Regions from separate parts of the Homo sapiens genome. Here region 2 is linked to region 1. Evidence: chromatin loops called from intact Hi-C (ENCODE). Cell type or tissue: dorsolateral prefrontal cortex. All regions are shown on one strand.

Region 1 (2,500 bases):
ATATGCCTGTAATCCCGGCTACTTGGGAGGCTGAGGCAGGAGAATCGCTTGAACCCGGGAGGCAGAGATTGCAGTGAGCCGAGATTGCGCCATTGCACTCCAGCCTGAGTAACAAGAGTGAAACTCCATCTCAAAAAAAAAAAAAGAAAAATAGCAATTTGCGTGATTGTTATTTTGTTTTTATATTGCATCTAAAAACAAAAAGCTGTCTTCTTGAAACAGGAAGTTAAGGACAAATACGTAAGCTACTTCCTGGAAAAGAAATATATGATTGTTTAGATCTGGGAGAGGTTGTGAGATCATTTGTCCAATTTCCCCATTCCTGTATTTTACATATGAGCAATGTAAAACTGGCGCTTAGGGAAGGGAGGGCATCTGACCGTAGTCACTAGTTAGGAGCAGAGCTGAGGCTTTAACGCAGGTCAGCCTGACTTCCCAAGTGCTCTGACCCCAAATGTCCTGCCCACTGAGTCACCCAACTTCCACGCCAACTATTTCAATACCCCATGATAACTGTAAACAGGACTGCTTATCTTGTTTTAGATTTCATTCATTCTCAAAAATTATTTTGGAATAGGCATTCTTTTACTGTGAAAATGGAGGCCTCAGTTCTTTTGGACTCAAGCTAGGCTGTTTATGACCCTTTGATGTCACAGATCACCAATTTAGTCGTGATTCAGCACAGCAGTTTACTAAAAAGCAAAACACTCTTTTTTTATTTTCTCAGGGTCTTTCCTTTTAAAGGCAATAGATTTCTTTTTCATCTCACTACCCTCTTGCTCTTAGGAGAGGACATTCCTTCTGAAAAGATATGAGCAACGAGAAACTTAATTTTCGGAGCCTATGATTCGGACATATAGGAACTGGGAGAAGACTCATTCAGGGGACAGAGGAAGGATTGAGGTCTTCTGCTTCATATAGACACAGAATCTGTAACTTCTTCAGTAGTGTTCCCTCCAAGACTTCCCTGAAAAACACCATAGATAACATTGTGCCAATTGATCATCCCTGATACTACTGATAACATTTACATGAAGGTTTCCCCTGTACCACCCCTTCTCCACCATCTCATTTTCATTTCTTCCTTCCAGAAGCTGTCTGCACTTGCATAACTTAATAAAATGGTGATTGCTAGTTGATCCTTATATTGTTTAGAAAAGATAGAATCAGTCAACTCCTCCAAATAAACAGGAGAAGGATATACAAAGAATGCCAGTGTTGGTGAGATGTTTATGCCACAGTTTCTCCAATGCATTTTAGGGGGGCTCATCATATTAGGGGCTCTAACGTGGAGGCAACACCACTGGGTGGTCATTACAAGGAATGTGACTATATTGCCCCCTCGTGGTTGTAATGCATAAATGCTGAACAAGACCTGAAACCCCCTAAACAAAAATAAGTGCAGCATTCCACTGGGTGAAGAGCACTTAGTGAAAATCTTTGAGGATCTGAACACTTTTCTCAGGCACAGGTACTACTTAGATGAGCAAGATGTGGTCCCTGTCTTCAAGAAACTCACAATCTATTGAAAGAGAAAGATACCCGACTCCCTTCCTGCCGCCCACTGGTTCCCCATCACTTCAATACATAATTGGTTGAACAGGTAAAGATGATACGTGCATGCCTTAGACATTTTATTTTGACTTAACACATACACGTCACTAATCTTTTGATATGGGGCCAAAGGCTTCTAATTGTGACATGAGTCTACTGATAGGAACTTCATAAACTACTTTCATTAGGCATCTTCAACAATTTCCAGGTTGGAATTTTATAAAGTGAAGTTAGAAATTAAGGGCACTTAAAAAAATCTGAAAGGAGATTCTTTCAAGATTACTACATACCCCTCCCCTATCCTGTCTGTAGTTTTGCCTATGGCTCATTCAAAAGTACGATTTCTAGCATCTTATCTTTCCAAAGCATCCATCTGTTTTCATAGAAAACACAACTCTTTCACTCATGTGCTATTCACTCAAGTGACATCTAGTTAAATTACTTAATTAAACTAACAAGTACGACTGGCAGAAATAGGTTTGAGAACAAACAATGGATCCCAGCAAACACGCAGCTTAGGTGAAGAAGTGTCTGGGCATTTCAGTGCATCCTCCTGTTGAAGAACATTGAGTTCACTGTGGGCATCAGTCATTGTTTTCTCTCAAAGAAACCCAGAATATGGATTAAACTGGTCAGTAAATTAAAGGAGATTGTGAGTGCACAAAGGAGGGACATCTAGTTCAACCTTGGGAGGAGAGTGGGGACTGATGTCAGATTTTCTTGGGGAAAGATCATATATGAACTGAGACTTTAAAAAATGGTAGGAGCCAGGCATGGTGGCTCAGGCCTGTAATCTCAGCACTTTGGGAGGCTGAGGCGGGTGGATCATTTGAGGTCAGGAGTTCAAGACCAGCCTGGCCAACACGGTGAAACCCCGTCTCTACAAAAAATACAAAAAAATTTTAAAAAAAGCCAGGCGTGGTGGTGCGCACCTGTAATCCCAGCT
Region 2 (2,500 bases), 120 kb before region 1:
TTTTTAGGGTATTCATTGATGAAGTTAAAGTTTTGGGATGTAAATTTAGGTCTGATTATTTTAAATGTGAAATGATAAAAAAATTATGTTTTGTTTTAAAGAGTTTTTTTTAAACTTTTATTTTAAATTCAGGGGTATATGTGCAGGTTTGTTACATAGATAAATTTGTGTCTTGGGGAGTTCGTTGTACAGATTATTTCATACCCAGGTATTAAGCCTAGTATCCATTAGTTATTTTTCCTGATCCTCTCCCTCCTCCAGATGAAGCTGGAGGCCATGATTCTTGGCAAATGAAGGCAGGAACAGAAAATAAAGATTTTTTTAAAAGTTTGAACAACTAACACATAAAAGGAGCATTGATTTTGTTTCTTAAGTAGTAAAAAATTACTGTCACTTCCTGTTTTATATTTTAGCTCATTTGTATTGAATTAATATATATGAAAAGGTTCTCTGCTTTTGCTGCTTAAAATTACTCCTTAGAATTTGCTTCTTTATGTGAAACTACACGTGATTTCAATCACTTTTGCTTTTTCATCATGAGTATCTGTTATACATACTCAATAGGCCATGTTTTACTAGTTTTATTTGGATTCCTTGGTTCTATTTTTTAGTATTCCATCCTCTATACTGGCTTTTAAATTTTGTTTTGCTTTGTCCTATGTTTCTTCAAATGCTGGCCATTTCCCTTTTTCCCCCCCAAATATTGACTTAACCACAGTGTCTTTTGTGATGTTTTTTCCTTATACTCATTCATTATCTTATGCTTTTAGTTCATTCACCCACTTTTAAGATTTGTTTGTTTTAAATTTGGAAGAAATTTTTTCTTTTTTATTAATTTTATTGAGTTGTAAAAAGTCAATAAAGAGGCTGGGTGTGGTGTTTCACATCTGTAATCCCAGCACTTTGGGAGGCTGAGTGGGGAGGATCGCTTGAGCCCAGAGGTTTCAGACCAGCATAGGCAACATAGTGAGACCTTGTCTCTACTAAAGACGGAAAAATCAGCTAGGCACAGTGGCATGTGCCTGTAGTCCCAGCTACTTTCTGTCTTCAAAAAAAAAAAGAAAGAAAGAAAGAAAATAAAGAAAAATAAATATGAGCATTAATATTTTGATTTTAGGACCACTTAACACAAATACAAACTTGCATTATGTTGTGTTGTGGAACTAACATTTTTCAAATTTGTGTTTATATTTTCTTCCTCTAGGTGGCAAACTCTCACAGTTAATTGAAAGTAATTGGGCTCTGAGGCTCCTGAATGTCATTCAGTGTAGAGTAGAAGTAGGATATAAGATTTGGATTATTTCAGAAATGTAAAACCTCTTAGGGAGAAATAAGGTAATGTTAGAGAAATGTGTTTCCATGGAATACCAATAAATTTCACTTTGGATAGCAGATGTGTATTGTTACTGGGTTATACTGAAGTATCAACAGTAAAGGTAATATTGATGTCCTTCAGAAATTAACTTGTTTTATATATCTTTGTTTTTATTCATGTTTATTTTTAAAGTTCTTTTTTTTTTTTTAATCTCTACATCCTTTATAAATAAGTGACATAGACTCAGAGGTTGGCAGGGCTGCCAGCATTTTTAAAAAGAGTTCTTCCCAGCATTTTGATGTTTGCTTATACTCTGTTATCTTTGTTTAAAGTTGGATTACTTGAGACTTTATTTCGCATTGAGAAGCTATCACCTGCAGTGCTGATAGTACCATGAGATGATGATGTGAAATATAGAGAAAAAGTACACAGTATCTATTACAGTTACCAGAATCTTCAGACTTATTAAGGGGAAATGATTCTCTCCATAATATTATTATTTAAGGACTTGAATTATCCCCTTATACTCCCAAACTGTATACCCAAGCTATAACATAATGGGTTTTAGTCATTCAACATGTATTCATTAAGCACCATATTTTGCAAAATACAATAGTTTTTTAAAAGCAAATTTTAATAATTTTTCAGTGGCTATTTGCAACTGAACATTACATACTTTAATTTCTAGAAAGACATGAAGTGAAATGCATTAGTTTTCCAGTTTTGCTAATATTTGATTTATTTAGGATTAACTTCAATTTATACCTGTAAATAGTTGAATAATAGTGATTTAAAATCAGATTTCTTACAAAGGATTTAGTTAAAATACCACTTAATTTTTAAAACTAAGCCCTAGTAATAACATTCTCAGAGGAGTATAATTGGTAGATTTAATACCTTCTGTCTTCTTTATACACTTAGGTCATAGTAATGGGAGCTACCAATCGTCCTCAGGACCTTGACTCGGCTATAATGAGAAGAATGCCTACAAGATTTCATATCAACCAGCCTGTAGGTGGTCTTGATTGATATTATGAAGAGTTAAATACTCACCTTTTTATAGGTCTTCACCTTTAATTTTAAGAAGGGAATATTTTGTCATATAGGGGTGCTTATGACAGGGAAGGAATGGGGCAGAAACCCTGACAGTAGCTTCTTTGTCCTTTCCACTCTCTATTTCTATCC

What was found. A loop is a pair of places that touch in the nucleus more often than their neighbours do. Peaks named below come from ENCODE experiments on the same cell type or tissue, not always from the same donor. Only the 100,000 strongest peaks of a DNase experiment are listed, where the experiment ranks them.
Region 2: it touches region 1 in a loop (6-fold over the local background); 36 of 110 quality-filtered maps call a loop at or near these places.

What each region holds. Positions count from the first base shown.
Region 1 is chr10:87,655,496-87,657,995 of GRCh38, reverse strand. No RefSeq gene overlaps it. Among named protein-coding and RNA genes, the nearest start is that of PAPSS2, 3.1 kb to the left of the region's middle. In dorsolateral prefrontal cortex, CTCF peaks have their summits at 1,149 and 1,348 (motif pointing left); no DNase peak of the experiment used is centred here; H3K27ac peaks cover 556 bases.
Region 2 is chr10:87,770,778-87,773,277 of GRCh38, reverse strand. It overlaps ATAD1 (ATPase family AAA domain containing 1), which reads left to right. Exons shown (of 10, transcript NM_001321967.2): 7 at 2,237-2,326. All of the region lies in intron 1 of LOC124902476 (a long non-coding RNA gene), which reads right to left. Among named protein-coding and RNA genes, the nearest start is that of ATAD1, 46 kb to the left of the region's middle. In dorsolateral prefrontal cortex, CTCF peaks have their summits at 983 and 1,182 (motif pointing right); no DNase peak of the experiment used is centred here.